2 separate regions of the Mus musculus genome follow, and region 2 is linked to region 1. The links are chromatin loops, found by intact Hi-C in ENCODE. Cell type or tissue: gastrocnemius. All regions are shown on one strand. Each heading gives the region's core, and the rest is flanking DNA. Links, peaks and the distances in the headings are about the cores only. Region 1 overlaps Gm35330 (a long non-coding RNA gene). Region 2 has its middle 45 kb from the start of Gm40658.

What was found. Hi-C counts contacts between places; a loop is a spot of excess contacts. Peaks named below come from ENCODE experiments on the same cell type or tissue, not always from the same donor. Only the 100,000 strongest peaks of a DNase experiment are listed, where the experiment ranks them.
Region 2: it touches region 1 in a loop (18-fold over the local background); 3 of 42 quality-filtered maps call a loop at or near these places.

The regions. Positions count from the first base shown.
Region 1 is chr13:5,709,759-5,718,105 of GRCm38, reverse strand. All of the region lies in intron 1 of Gm35330 (a long non-coding RNA gene), which reads left to right. Among named protein-coding and RNA genes, the nearest start is that of Gm35330, 11 kb to the left of the region's middle. In gastrocnemius, for the core only: no CTCF peak of the experiment used is centred there; a DNase peak (open chromatin) is centred at 4,684; H3K4me3 peaks cover 1,658 bases; H3K27ac peaks cover 5,170 bases.
Region 2 is chr13:4,766,896-4,775,242 of GRCm38, reverse strand. No RefSeq gene overlaps it. Among named protein-coding and RNA genes, the nearest start is that of Gm40658, 45 kb to the right of the region's middle. In gastrocnemius, for the core only: a CTCF peak has its summit at 3,616; DNase peaks (open chromatin) are centred at 2,725, 3,644 and 4,022; H3K4me3 peaks cover 988 bases; H3K27ac peaks cover 4,763 bases.

The DNA of each region.
Region 1 (8,347 bases), core at 294-8,293:
CTCTGCCCTCCTGCACTGGCTCAGGTTGAGGTGGCATGTTGTAACTGAGAGTGTTCTCTTGAAATGCTCATTGTCTCCATCTCTATCAAAGGTCATAAAGGCAATAAGAGGAATGGAGGCAGATTACATATGAAGTCTGAGAATTAAATCAAAAGTAGAGAATAGACGAAAATTCATCCTTCAGACAGCCAATAAAACACCTGCTTCATAATGCTCCCTCACATCTGTGAGGCATGCATTCTATGACCTTTGAAAATACCCAACTTTGCAAATTCAATTGTAATATATAATTTCCACCTAAAATGCAATAAAATTTAAGTGACCTCTTTACATCATTAATGCTTTTTTCCAAAAGGAAGAAAGTAATTTATAAAGCTGTGAAAATATGGCCTCGCTGGAGCCTTGCTGAAACTATTCACAAATCACTGCCATTGGTTTGTTCTGGTCTCTGCCTTACAATGTTCTAAGCCTTACATTGGAGCTACTGTTGAATTCAACAGCTCATCCTTTACTCCCCATCTCTCTTCTGCCTCAGCTAGCATGCTATTGTCATTTACAGCAGAAGGATAAGATTATTTTGAAATTGCAAGATCCCAGGTCAAATGGTTTCCAGCAGTTTCATAGACCTCAGCACTGGCCTATAGACAAAAGCTAAGAGAGTCTCACCTGCCTGCAAAGGTAATGTTCCAGAAACTTCTGTGGGCCTCTGCTCTCTTACAGAACAAAAAAGTCACCAGCATTTCCTGTGAGTTTAAGAACATACTAAGGCGGTTCTGTGAAGAGAACGTGTGCTGTATAAGTGTGAGAACTTGTGTTTGGTCACCAGGACCCTTGTAAAAGCAGAGTATTGAAGCATAGATCTGTAGCCCTGAAGCTTGGTGAGGAGAGAGAGGTAACAGAAGACCTTGGGGGCGTTCAATTGAGCCAGTCATTCTAGGTAAAATGTCAAGCTCCATGCATAGTGAGAAGGCTGTCTCACCCACTAAGGTTGAGTGTGATAAAAGAAGATACTGAGCATTGACCGTGGCCTTTTCATGTGCACACATGAGGTACAACACCCTCACACAAATGTGAACACACACACACACACACACACACACAATATGATCTCAGTACTCACATTGGTATTGTGGAGAAGCAAATGAGGAAGTAGGGGGAGGGGCTAGGAACACAGTCCAGGAAGAGACAACTGTTGGAAGATCAAGGAGTGTTGTGTAATGCAGAGTCCACATATATTGGAAAGTCGAATCTGCCACATTTAATGATGGAATGGATAGGAGGTGTAAAACATAGGGGGACTCATGGCAAGTTTTTAGGCTACGGCATTCTGTGAATTGTCTAGGACTTGGTACAAAGAACCCCATTTGACATCTGAGATTTTGAAGGTTTACATGGATTGTATAATTTGTTCAAAGTGATGTCTTGCACATGTAGAACACTGAACCCAGGCTTCTCAGATTCCCAAATCTAAGCTCTTTCTCTATGCAACTTCACTTCATTTTCAAGTTTGTCCCAATATTTACAATGTAGAGAACTTTCTCTTTCATTTCCCAAGACTTGCTGTGTAACACTGAAGAACCACTAAGAAAAGTGTTAAATCATCTCTTTGTATCTTTGATCTGGGGCCAGTCAAATTCTCTGTAGTTCCTGTGCTCTGGAGTTACATACAGAGAATATAAATATAGGTACCAGAGTCAGCCATGTGCTTGCAGACCCATAGCTTTGGCGAACAAGTCACAGCCTGTATCTCGTAGGCTACTTCCAGATGCCATGCTCTAGCCTTTGTTGTTCTGCAGACCCTAAATCACGTTTGCTCAATTTTACATTCCTAGAGTTCATTTTCAAATGCATACCCCTACCATATCAGCATAGAGACAGACAAAATTATTTGTGGGTTTAAAATGCTTAGCTGGGAAACACATTGCCCTAGCAGTTGTCAAATTATTAGTGTTGTCTGATCATGCTTTCTAAACATTTCTTCATTGAGCATATTGAGGACTATTTATGCATTTGTCTGTCTGATTGTCTGTCTGTCTGTCTATTATCTATCTGCCTATTATCTATCATCTACCTGTCTATCAAACATCCATTATCTGCCGTCTCTTTACTCTCTATGTGTCACCTATTTACCATCTCTCTCTCTTTCTATTACACATCTATTTATCTATTTGATCATCTATTGTTTCTCATCTATTTACTAATCATTTTATTATGTATTAATGTCAACTCTTATCTATTGATTAATCAATAGATCTATAATCACATCTATCAACATATGTTGATCAATTGGTCTATCATTTGTCAGTTTTCTACTTATTATCTATTGGTGTACATTCATATTTACCTGTTCATATTGATCTGTGTGGAAATGATACAACAAAAGAGCATTTAAAAACAACTTATTTATTTATGATTGGTGTAAGTTTTCTTTTAGCCTCTAACCACTTCTTCAAAGTCCACCAAAAATGAAGGCCAAGAGGCAGTGAACATATCTCAGTTGGCAGAGTACTTGCCTAGCACGCATAAAGTCCTGAGTTCAAACCCTAGGACTAGAAAGCCAAGCATTTCACAGTGCTGATTCTAGAAGTTGGATGAATAAGAAGTTCAAGTGATCCTAGACTACCAAGTTCAAAGGGCCATGTAAGACTCCTTTAAAATAATAAAAAACAAATCACCAAATAAACCAACAAAAGCTTTAAACAAAGCCAAATCTAGGACCCCTGTCTTAGTGCATAGACAGTTAAAATAACAAAGCATCAGTGTGTGACAACGGATGTCTTATCATAGCATCTCATGCTGACTGTTAATTCGACAGATGCTTGCTGAAGCTCTGGTAAATATCAGGCATAGGAATTCTCAATATCAGGAATTGAGAATTCAAAAAAATCCATTTCAGGTCCTCGAAGAAGCCACATGACTAATCAGTTGAGGTGAAATATGTGTCTTTCAAATATAATAAGAACTAATTGCCAATTCTGAGAATACTGAAGGCTGCCTAGGTCCCTTTCCAAGAAGCATGTTATCTGATGAGCATGTTTATTCTCTGGTCTCTGGTGTCCAGACCACATTCTCTAGGGCTTTTCCTTCACAGACAATAACAGTCTCCAAGGGATTATCCTGTGTGTATATTTGTGCTTTTCAGTGTCTGCCATGGCACTCTGTGGCTCTGTGATGTAAACACTTATCTTCAGGTCATGTGATTTGGTCTCCTCAGAGCCACAACATTGTCCTGGCAACAGCTTTGATAGTAGGGTAAGTAAACTGATTTATAGACTCTATCTGAAGCAGCACACATCAGGAACATTTATCATATTCTAGATGTAGTTGTAGATGAAGTTGACCTAGGTAGTTCCAGGGAGGCAAACATTTGAAATGAGTCCCGGAAACGTTTTTCATCTTGAATTGGCATTGAAATATACGGATCGGATGTCTTGGCTTATGTCTACGGGCTGTTCATAGGGTTAATTCTATTATGGAATGGCACTATTCTGTTTCTCTGCCCAGTGTGTCTAAAGTTACCTTCTGTAATGGGTAGTATACAGCTTTGGCCACCAGATGTAACTGTCCCTGACTTGAGCCGTAACAATAGCTCCAACCTCACTTGCGAAGAGCAACCAAAACAAGCTGAGGAAAACGCTTCCTTGCCGAAAGAACACGTGTTCCAGAACGCGAGCTGCAGCAGACAGGCTACGTTCTTCTGCAGTTGACATTCTTTCCCCACTGACTTATTTTTACTTTCTGTTTGACTTGGCTTGCTTTTCTTTTTCCCTAAACGGTTTCTTCAGTCCTTCCTCCCTGGTAGGGTTTCCAGAGTGAAAGTCCTTTCTGCCCACACTTCGCAGAACTCAATGCAGACTCTTGTCCAGGGTCACTTGACGTCAAGGCTGACTTTTAAGTTTGCCAGAAAGACGATCTTTAGGGAACAGTTGACACCATCACTTTCTCTCTTTAGCATACAGCTACAAGCTGCCGAAGTTTATAGTTTACAAATTGCATTTCTAAACAATTTAATAAAAGGAAGACAAGAGGAGACTTTGAACACTGACAACTAACTCTTTTAAAAGACTTTTAACATCAGCATGTGTTAATTCATTACTCACTCCTCTCCCTCTCTCCTTGAGTTTTAAAATGCTTTAAACATTCCATTGCTTTTAGAATGCATACTTAAAAATCATTTATTTCTATCCCCTGAGATCATTCTATATTGTTTACTTTGTATGCTTGGATGATGTGCCCTCTGGATCTTAATAAAATCTACTTGAAAGCTTACATTGTGCTTATTTATAATTTTGAGTCTGTAGAAATTTCTCCGTTTAACAATAACTTTCTTGACTCTGTTCTCTGACATAAAAAATGGTTCTTGAAACCTTCTCTCTTCTCTTACTATTTAATCCATCCCATGACACCTTTTCCCCCTCCCTTTATTTTTTTTAACAGCCTGTCACTGAGTATTTGTTTACCAAATGTTACTTTTCTTGGATAAAATCTATTTTTGAGGCCTGCAAAAGCCAACAACTGTTTGATGCTGTCAGGCTTCGCTTTTATTTATGCATGAATAACATAAATAACTTGAAAATGACCCTAGCCTGTTTTTCTCAGATTTAGAGAGAGAGAAAAAAGTGCTTCCGGGCAATGTTTATGCCAAACCTCCTCATGCCAACTTTCCGGTTTTGGTGCCAACTGGTGTTTACAGCCAAGTTGTAAACCTTTGGTAAACACGACCCGTAATAAAAAGGCCAAGACAACCTGAACCAGGGCACTAAGGAATGGGTGTAAGTTTACTCTAAGACCAAAATTCTAACAGGAACAGAAGTGGGGAGTCAGCCAACTATGAAGTGCTCTCTCCAACCCACTGTAGCATGGAGAATACACAAATGATGGGTTTGTCTGCTAAGATCCCATTAACCCCACTTAGGCATTTTATTGGTTTCCTTTGCCACTGATTCAGAGAAGCCCAGTGATAAATTCAAAGTACCAGCTTTTATGTTGCCCAGTGGTTTGTTGTTGTTTGTTTGTTTGGTTGGTTGGTTGGTTGGGTTTGGTTTTGAATGTAAACTCTAACCAGGAGTAGAGATAAGAGCCTTAGCCTTGAGATGCTGTGTTATGTTGATAAGGACTGGCCAGAGTGCTTAAGAAAGAATCAATAGGCCCTTTTAAAATAAATTCAGAGATACCCATCCATGCCTACATTTTTTGAGTATGATGTATTCTGTATGTTGTTTATAAAACGCAAAGAAAAATATGTTCTTTATTATTTTTATTATTACTATTACTGCTACTAGTAGTACTATTCTCTCATATATCTCATTTATTTCCCCCTTCCACCCAGTCTTCCCTCCTTTCCCTTCTCCAGATCTACTTCTCCATTTCCCTTCCGAAGAGGGCAGGCCTCCCAGGGATATCAACCAAAGGTGCCATATTCAGTTGCAATACTATGAGGCACCTCCTACTTTGTTAGGATTCTATTTAGTGTGTGTGTGTGTGTGTGTGTGTGTGTGTGTGTGTGTGTGTGTATGTGTATGTGTGTGTGTGTGTGTGTGTGTGTGTGTGTGTGGTATGTGTGTATGTGTTTGTGTGCATGTTTGGAGGTATGCACAAATTTGTGCCTGTACATGTGCCTATGTGAGCATGTAGAGATTAGAAATCTATGAGGTTGTGTTCCCTCGTCACTTTCCCCTTATTTTATAGAGACAGGTCTCTCATTGGACCTGGAAGCAGACTGTCTGGCAAGAAAGCCCCAGGGAGCCTCCTGTCTCTACCTACCTAGAACAGCAGCCTCCATGAGAGATTTTTATGTAAGTTCTGGATATCTAATTCAGGTCTTCACGCTTGAGGGAAGTACTCTACACACTGATTGCTTCACTGCCTCAGAGCCTTATTTATGATTCTGTATAAGTAGTTTATTTCCTTGGAGTGAGACCCAGGCGTCTAATTGGCCTCCAAAATTGAGCAGGGACATCTACTTCTCTTTAAAGTCTTCATCTCTGAGTCTTTCCTGGATTCTAAGTCCCGTGACCTGATTCATAGCTCCTGAGTTGCTGGTGGTTCTGGTTCTGGTTACCATGACCTGGTTCTGTAACCAAAACTGGTTTGGGGGGCCTGGTCCTATGTCCCAGTCCAATGACCTGGCTGATTCTCAATCCTGGTTCTTTGACTAGCCATGAGTCCAGGTCCTGTTACTGGCTTCTTGTCCTGGTCTAGTTTCTGCTGGCCCTGTGTCTTAGTCAAGATCCTGGCTCTGTGTTTTGGTCCTACCCTTGGCACTAAATCTTAGTTCAGCTCATTGTCCTGTGTCCTGGTCTTGTTTCTGGTCTGTGTTTTAGTCCAGATGTTGGCCATGTGTTTTGGTCATGCTTTTAACCCAGTGTTCTGTTTCTTTTCCTGTTCCTGGGTGCTGTGATTGGGTTTTAATTTCTGGTCCTAGATCCCAGATACTGGGAAGTGTGTACTTCGATGTTGTCTCCAGCCTCATTTGTAAAGAGGCACTGGCTCACTCTTCTGAGCTTTCCAGCAGCGGGAGAGGGTTTCTTAGGCTGCCTAGCCTCTATACCCTGAGCAAGCAATTGCCTCTACCTTAGGCTCCACCAACCACCAAAATTCAGACTCCTCTTCCCCACAGCTTCATCTGCACTTACAGTTATTACCATAAGTCTGTAGGCTTCAGTTAATCTGCCTAGGAAAAAAAAATCCTGGCCATTTTATTCTTTACCACCTGGGGATTTTTACATGGAGAAAAACAGGATCAGCTTTTGCCTTTCAATTTCAACCAATCAGTCATCACATTCATTGAAAGATGCCTGCTGTCCAATGCGGTGACCCTTCTTGTTCAAATTGAAGCCTTACTCATAATCTGCAGAACAGACTCCAGGCGTCCTGTGTGAGAATGTGGGGGCAGTCTACTTTGTTGTTAAATATGGCACAGTATAAGAAAAACGAAACAGAAAGGGGCTAACTTTTGGAGGCTCAACTGCCCTTTCTTGCAGAGAGTCATGGAAGTAACCTTAACTGCCCTGCCCGTGAGTTCAAACAGCTGAGGAACAGAGAGAGCTGTGAGAGGCATGACACTGTTCATTCTGCACAGACTGATAGACAATCTTTCTACTTGAATGCTTACGGTTTATATAATATAGGGATATATTATAGGACATGTTCCCAGAAGTTCTGGAATGAAGAACAATTAGAACTGAGCATTGGCAAAGTGGCAACCTAGCAGACAAACACTGAATGAGTGCCCAGACACCTAGAACAGCTGTCATTATGGAAACAAAGTGTGCAGTGCCCAGGACTCAGTGACTGGTAGGATCTGGGGGTGGATGGTGGAGAGATGTTGGTCAGAGGTAGACACTTCAATTATAGGATGAGTATGTTGCAGAGAAATAATGTTTGAGATACTGACTCTGGTTAATAATAGTGGCATGGGAGCCAGCAAGAAGGCTCAGTGGGTAAAGTACTTGTTGTACAAGCCTGATGATGTTAGTTCAATCTGGATTCCACATCCCCCAGTGGGAGCAGAGAACATAGTCTCAAAAGTTGTCCTCCCACTTCCACGTGCATGTCCACACTCACAAATGTGCTATGCACTACTATTAACAAAAATTTAAGAGATAGTATATGATGTCCTTGAAGTTTGCTAAAAGGCTGGATTTTATGTGTTCTTGTTCTACACACACATGCACAAAGTTAATACTATAAAAGAATAGATGTACTAATTGGCTGGATTGTGGTAATCTTTTCATATATATATATATATACATATATATATATATATATATACATATATATATATATATGTATCATATTGTTTATCTTGACTGCATAATTTTTATTAAGTATATCTCAAAAACTTGCATATATCTTTTAGAGTAGGGTGTGTTACTATTATAATTCTATAACCCTAGCACCAGAGGGACTGATCCAGCAGAATTGTAACTTTGAAGCCATCCTGGTCTACTTTAACCTCAGTGGAGTATGAAGACTGCTAGAAAATTTATCAAGATGGATGAGTGTTTGATAGAATGTCCTCAAAGTCCAAAGATGCTGCTGTCACCGGGAAGGGGCTTGATTGGTTTTATAACAAGGAACAATCTTTCCATTCCTCTGCTGTTTCTAGTGTATGATTCTGCCCCGTTGGAACCAGCTGTGGAGGTGCTGGGGTGGCTGCTGCTTCTGTCCAATAACAGAAAGACTTCAAAAGGGGATGTCTGATTCAGGCAGCAACAAACAAATGCTTCACATGCCCTTTGCTGAGCTCCTCAGAGTCTGAAGTCTCTGGGGCTGATTTAAAAGCTAGTTCCTGTGGAAAGAATCCAGCCTGAAAGTTCTCTGAAAACAGTGGTGGAAGCTAATC
Region 2 (8,347 bases), core at 39-8,038, 940 kb after region 1:
TTTCTTTCCCTTCAAAGTCTTAAATCTGGTTTGAAACCCTATGATAATTGTTTTAAAAATTAGGTCACCAATCTGAGAAGTGATTCAGAAATATGTTGGCTTATGGAATGACTAGAAATGTGTAATTTTCAAATATAGCCTTGTGAGGTACTCTTTGCCCGGTATCAGGTATATACAATTCTCAGAATATTTGGAGCTACAGACAGGGTTTCCTGAACCTTTTCTCAGACAGACATGAGGTTGTCTTTGCTTTGCCATGGAATTATGCTATAATTTCCTGAAAATAAATAAATAAATCTCAAGAATCAAATGAGATATATTATGCAAAATAGAAAAACATAATAAAATGCAAAAAGCTTAATGTAGGCATCTGGCATCAAAACATCTCACTCCTCCTGAATTCCAGTAACGGGTTGACTTTTAGTTTCCTTTCCTTTCACGGACAATTAAGTTTTAACCAAGTACATGGCGGAAATGTCAATACTGGGCACAGTTTAACTGGAAGAGTCACCAGTGCTGCCTTTGATTAGATTCTTGTACAGTGCGCCCAGAATAGATATTCAATCTAAAGAGTGATAATATCTTTAATGCACCATTTATTATGGATTAACTAACAATCTGTTTATACTCAGTCATATCAATTGAGATAATCAAGTTCTAAGAGACAGAAAAATTGTGGCTTTTTTTTTCCTGGCCAAGAATAAGAGAATGTACTAGAATATTCTAGCATGTGCTAGAATAGCAGCTTTGGATATAGAGTTTGACTTTTATAACCTGGCCACCAGAGTCAGCTGATTTTGCTTTTTAGAATAGGTGTGCCTAATAAAACCTGATACATTCAGGATGACAGGATGGAAGGGCTTTCTGAAGTTAAAGGAGGAGGGCTAACAGCAGAAGGGTCTCAAGTGACTCCCATTAACTGTATCACCTCTAGGAAGGCACTGCTGCTCACTCTGAGCATTGGTGAGTAGCTGGAATAACAGGGACAACCTGTAAAGACTTACCAGATGGAGAGAATCGAAGTAGGGCATCAGTGCTTTCTTCTATGTAAGAAAAAGAAATGACCAGAGGCAGCAAATATGTGAAGACAACACCACCCCAAGAGGTAAAGCTCTAAAACTTTATGTGTATATCAAAGTGCGGTTTTTGATCACTGGATCTGTGTCTCCTAAGGACCAAAATTATTGCATATATTCTAGAGGGAATAAGATGTCTGTCTCCCACGGTTTACTTGAGTCTTTGAATAGTCTCCACTGAGATGCCACACTTCTCAAAGCCTGAGCAGTTCAGCAAGATAAATCAACTTCACTGACCACAAACTACACAAGAGAATATGGAGAATTAGCCTATACACATAAAGGTGAAACAGAAAAAGGAGCAGGAGCAGGGGGGAGGAAGAGGAAGAGAAGGAGGAAAACAAGAACAAGAACAACAAGAACTAGAACCACAAGTACAAGGAGAACAACAACTATGATCATAGTCTCTATAGTTCACAAGTATCTAAAGTCATCAGTAAAGGTCTGCCTGAACCTGTGTAGACTTTTGTATGACCGTGGTCCACCTTCTCCTTTCCCCTCTACTCTTTTAGTCCCATCTTCTGATTTCCTTGCCTGAATCTTCACTTCTTCTGTTCTCTCCCCTTTCTTCTCTCCTTCACTTTATCCATTCTGCTGTTGTTTTTTTTCTTATTGCTTGTCTCCCTCTTACTTTCTCTGGAATCCTAGTTGACCAATGGGAATCAGGGTCCCCTCCTCTGGTTAGGTCTGTCAGCAGATGAGAACATATGCACCATGGATCATGCATGGAACTTGCTGAACATAGTCTAAGAGCTGAATCTTACAAATTAATGACATAAGAAAATAAATGATTTAATAAGCAAAAGTCATATTAAAGCCACCAAGGTACGTTTTCTCATTCAAAACAAGAATTAGGCTATTTTATTCCTGATGAAATGATAGTATGTGACCAAAACAGTCAAAGACAAAGGAAGGGCAAAGTTCCTTTTAATTAACTGAAGTTGTCTTTCAGATATAAATGCATACAGAAAGCCACTCTATGATGTATGTATTAATGATGATACAAGTGGTTGCATTTAAAACCCATAATCTGAGGATTGCCCTCTCTGGCTCTGTGAATACTGAAATATTATTTCTACAATTGGGTTCAATGCCCAACATACGTTAAATGGTGCAAGGTGGTATCATGTCTCTAATCCTCACAAAAGAGAAATAGCACATAGAGGATTAAAAGGTGAAGACCAACCTCAATAGGCCAGCCTGGATGGCATGAGATCCTTTCTAGGCAAAGTAAACATACAGTACTAGTTACTGTAACACCTTCTTCCAATACTTGCTATTTTTTTTCCTTCAACTTTCTGAAAAGCTACTGTTCTTGAGAAGGAACAAGAAAGAGCTGTATATGCAGGTTCATAATGCTGGCTCCATTAACCACTCTACTCTATAAGCACAATGAAGTTAGACTTTCTCCAAAGCACCCCTTTGGCTTCTTGGGGTGTATATGGCCCCCGAGGGCTTTGTTTTAGTTCTGGTCTTGTGACTCACAGGTTCAACATGACATTCTCCTTATTCTGCTCCTGTCTTTGCTGTTTACAGAACAGCAATGAACACCTCTCCTGTTCCCAGCCTGAGTTAGCTCCAAGAATCTCATACTCTTCTTTATCTGTTCTTGGCTGACACATGGATTATCTCTTGTGTCAGCTGCAGTTGCCAGTGTGCCTTGGCAATGTGAACTAAGCTGAATTCATATGACTCTGAGAATAGAGTTGGCTTGAACTCCCTATTACCAAGGTTGCATCACAATCCAGTATATTCATACGCCTGAATGATCTGAGCACTGTTGAAGAATCAAATCCCATTTCCTTGTAATATACTGGCCTTCTATCCAGTCTCCACTTCTATCTATAAAACCACGTGTAGAAACACATGTTCACATAAACGTATATTGGTTTTGATTAAATGTTTATTCAACCGCCACCGTGTCTTATAGCTACCTATCATTCAGAAAAGAAAATGATTTCACAATTGTAAAGTGCTACCTGGTAGGTTGTCTCTATGCCTTTTCTTCAATGTTCCTTAATTTGTCACAGAAGAGTTTTGACTGAAAACTTTAAAATGTTTATTTAATTTTAAAAGCAGTCTAAATAAAACCATTTTGAATAATTTAAAGCATGTTTGGCATAAGAATGACACAAATAGGCATTAAAAAAAAATAACCCTCAGGCACCTGCATATGACCTCAACTATGCTATTTTTCCCTCCTTGCATTTATGACTTCTATCAGCATTTCCCAGATTTTCCTCTTCCTGTAAACATGAGCTGCCAGACCATTTAAGGAAGTTAACTCAGAGCTGACTCTCCCAGGATCCTTGTTTTCAGAAGAAAAAGGCAAATCCTTTGCCCTAGTTGCCCCTGCCCCCACTCCACTCCACCCCACTCCACCCCACCCCACCCCGCATACCAAATCCAAATAGCTCTTGGGACAGGACAAACCCACTGTAAGAAGTAAACACTTAACAGGAAGTCTCACATAGCAACAGTCTCCAGGCACTAGAGGCATGAGTCATGCTGAGCACGCGGACCACAGCGCCTCTCCAGGGTTTACCAAGCTCTGACTCAAGAGTGGAGTCCAATTACAGAGACATTTCACAGGGCTCAGCACACTGGTGATGTCAGCTGATCCAGTTACAGTTGGGGGATCAGCAGGATTCAAACAAGAGGAGTGTTCATTCAGAGTTCCAGTCAGAGATTCCAGAGGCCCTGCCAAGTAAATGGAGGTTGCAATGAAAAAGCCACCTATAATAGAAAGTACTGGAAGTCCCGCTTAGCTGTTGCCTCAGGAGCAAACGGATCCCTGTCATTATGCGATTTGTCACTTCAGGGTAGTGTAGGGAACACCAGACTAGGTTTCACTGACTTCTTGGCTTTCTTGACATCTATGTGTTAAAAGATCTGCTGGAGGAAAGGGTCTATTTTTACTCATCATTGCTTCTCCATCTGTTTGCTATTTTCTATAAACAGAGATTAGCGTCCTGCGCGTGAGCCTATTTTAATCAGCGAACTAGCAGAGCCAAAGAGTAACAGGACGATATGAACATTCTGTTTCACAACAGAGCTTGCAATTCCTGAAGGACCTTCAAGCTATTCAAAAGAGGACAGCTTTAAAAACAATAACCGTGAAGGAGCATTACATCAACTTTAATGAATACATTTAATGAGTAATACATATATATCAAGCACAAATATATATATATATATATATATATATATATATATATATATGTGTGTGTGTGTGTGTGTGTGTGTGTGTGTGTGTGTGTGTATGTGTATACACATGCACAGACACACACACATATACACACACACAATCTTAGGAAAAATATTCTCAAAAAATTCTTACCATACTTTTTTGTTCTGTTCTCTTTCTATATGCTTTAAGAGCAATTTATGAATAAAAGCCCACAATAATACTGTGCTGAACACAGACTGATCTCACATTCTTAAATAAAGATACTTGTGTTATGTGTTCTTAAGATGTCCATACAAAAACCCAGAAGAAAAGGTATCTCAAAGTAGAAGGATTGCTGAAAGGGAAATACAAAGTCTTGTGGAAAGTACATAAAAATTGCTGAAATGTAACAACTGGCACTGTGGGTAAAGTGAAGTGACTTTTGCAGAAACATCTTCACCACCACACACATGAGTGAGCATCTAGAACCCTGCTAAATCATCATCTTTCTAATGGATGAGTGTGTAATGTGTAACTGGTGGGTTTTGTTAAGAACATAAGAAACGAATGTTGTTCTCTCTTGCGTAAGTGATGTCCTGTGTCTAGAAATGTCAGTGTTTAGCCTTAAGTGCTAAAGCTCTGTTTCTTTTTTTTATAATTAGGTATTTTCCTCGTTTACATTTTCAATGCTATCCCAAAGGTCCCCCATACCCACCCCCCCAATCCCCTACCCACCCACTCCCCCTTTTTGGCCCTGGCGTTCCCCTGTACTGGGGCATATAAAGTTTGCAAGTCCAATGGGCCTCTATTTGCAGTGGTGGCCGACTAGGCCATCTTTTGATACATATGCAGCTAAAGACAAGAGCTCCCGGGTACTGGTTAGTTCATATTGTTGTTCCACCTATAGGGTTGCAGTTCCCTTTAGCTCCTTGGGTAATTTCTCTAGCTCCTCCATTGGGGGCCGTGGGACCCATCCAATAGCTGACTGTGATCATCCACTTCTGTGTTTGCTAGACCCCGGCATAGTCTCACAAGAGAGAGCTATATCTGGGTCCTTTCAGCAAAATCTTGCTAGTGTATGCAATGGTGTCAGCGTTTGGAAGCTGATTATGGGATGGATCCCTGCATATGGCAATCACTAGATGGTCCATCCTTTCGTCACAGCTCCAAATTTTGTCTCTGTAACTCCTTCCATGGGTGTTTTGTTCCCATTTCTAAGAAAGGGTAAAGTGTCCACACTTTGGTCTTCGTTCTTCTTGAATTTCATTTGTTTGGCAAGTTGTATCTTATATCTTGGGTATCCTAAGTTTCTGGGCTAATATCCACTTATCAGTGAGTACATATTGTGTGAGTTCCTTTGTGATTGGGTTACTTCACTCAGGATGATACCCTCCAGGTCCATCCATTTGCCTAGGAATTTCATAAATTCATTTTTTTAAATAGCTGAGTAGTACTCCATTGTGTAAATGTACCACATTTTCTGTATCCATTCCTCTGTTGAGGGGCATCTGGGTTCTTTCCAGCTTCTGGCTATTATAAACAAGGCTGCTATGAACATAGTGGAGCATGTGTTCTTCTTACCGGTTGGGACATCTTCTGGATATATTCCCAGGAGAGGTATTGCGGGATCCTCCGGTAGTACTATGTCCAATTTTCTGAGGAACCGCCAGACTGATTTCCAGAGTGGTTGTACAAGTAAAGCTCTGTTTCTGTTTCACAAGCTTATTACTTTGTCTCAGTCATTTTTCATATCTTATTTTTCTTTTTAAAATTAGCTTACAAGGGAATAGGATCACATATGGGGACTTTGTAAGTATGCCATTTAGGTTGATTCTCCCTCCACACTCCTCCCTCATTTCCCTCTTCCCCATTTCTGATCTACAAGCTGACCTCTATCTCAGTAACATACAGTCTTCAGAATTATAGATTTACAAGGGTTTTTTTTTAAGATTTTATTTTAAGGTTTTTTAAAGAGTCTTTACCATTTTAACCATTTTTAGGTTTAATGCAAGTTTAATTAAAAAAAAACCACCAGGATTATTTTTTCATTGGTAAATAAATTCATCCAATAACAAACTATAAGTGAAAAATAAAAGACACCAGTATTGCAAAATAAATTTTAAAATAATTTGATATTCTGCTCTATTTTATTTATGGAAGAATGTATCAGGAAATTTATTATTTTAAAGTCTACATTTAAGTGCTTTCCAGGACATAAACAGTTTATAACATCTATAAATATGCAAATATATTTAAATTGCACACAATGTCCTCATAGCTACTAATAGTAACTTTTTTCTATGATTTTCTCTAAAGCTCTGGCTAATTAATCTACTTTTTGCTTGTGAGCATATTGTCTGTGGCAACTTTACATTTCTAGAGTCTTTTTCATTATACAAAACTTTCATTAAGGTTTATTTATTGATCCAATCTCCATTTAGTTCTATCACCTGCTCCCTTCTCCAGGGTTTAAGAGTCAGGCTCCCTGATGCTGCCCATCCACGCAGCCTTCCCAACCCCTAGATCTAGCCGGATCTCACATCCATTTTCCTGACCACGTATGCCATCCAACACCACCCCTGGCCTATTCCATAACCAATCTCTAGGCTCCCAACGGAATTCACCCTGCCTACCCCACAGCTCATAGGCACCTTCTTCATCATCCAACCTTTCCACCAATTTTCAGAGACATCTCTACATGCCAGATGTACAAGAGGCACATCCTGACTTCATTTGTCACAATCCATATGCAACCTTTGTGCCTAAAGCCCCTGTATAAACTTGCTTCTATTCTGACATAGTCCCTGCATCTAAGATTAGAACTAAGGAAGTCCACAGATCTCATTGTAAAAATATGATCAATATAAAAGAATAAAATCAAGTATCTTCTCTCTAAAGTCAACATATCCCATAAAAATGTTTGCCAATGAGAATTGTCTATATGAGACTGAGGACACAGAATTTAATAGAAAAAAATATGAACATCATTAAAGAATTAACTAAAGTAAAGAACTAAAGAAAACAAGAAAAAAACAACTCAATGAAATTAAAGAGAGAGAAATTAAGGAGAATAAATGCTCAAGAACTGCCCAGGAAAACTCAGACAGAAGGATCATGGGAAACACAATCCAGAAACTGAGAATCAGTCCAATAAGAGGGAATGCATGCGTGACACTGGAAACCTACCAGCTAACCAGGTATTCTGAGGTCATAGATCTCAAAGAAGAACCTACAGTTGCCACTTTAGTAAGCCAACATAATTCCTGTCTACATTCTAATTATCTGCCTTTAGACCCATAAATGTAGTCCTCATTATTCATGAGAAAAATTGATCTTTGAAACAAACACAATTACAGAAAAACTGCAGCCAATCAAACATAGAGTTGTTGAACACAGTCCCCACAGATACATCTATAAAAAACACTCTCACCTAAGGCTCTGAAAACATTGCAGAAGGGTTAGAAAGATTGAAAGAGCAAAAAGGCCAGAATGTTTTCGGTGAGATTGTATCCCCTAGTAAAGTTAGAAACTATATCCAGAAAATGTCACTAACATCACTGTCTAAACATGTGCTGAACAAGGACAACAAAAATGGACATGGGGAAAGACTAGGTAACCTCAACTCTATAAAAAGATCTTCAGGCAGCCAAGAATTCACCAGTTGGTTATCCAATTCCAAACAATCAGCCCTAAAAAAATACATACAAGTAACATGATACAAACTGAGCTTGATATGTTGAGGAATATGTATATATTTATGTTTGTATGTTATACACACACACACACACACACACACACACACATATATATATATGCGCATGTGTTTATCTGTGTGTGTATCTTAGTCAGGGTTTGTATTTCTGCATAAAACATCATGACCAAGAAGCAAGTTGGGAAAAAAAAATGGTTTATTCAGCTTGTACTTCCACATTGCTATTCATCACCAAAGGAAGTAAGAACAGGAACTCACACAGGGCAGAAACTTAGAGGTAGGGGCTAATGCAGAGGTTATGGAGGGATGCTGCTTACAGGATTGCTTCCCCTGACTTGCTCAGCTTGCTTTCTTATAAAATCTAGGACTACTAGCCCAGGGATGGCCCCA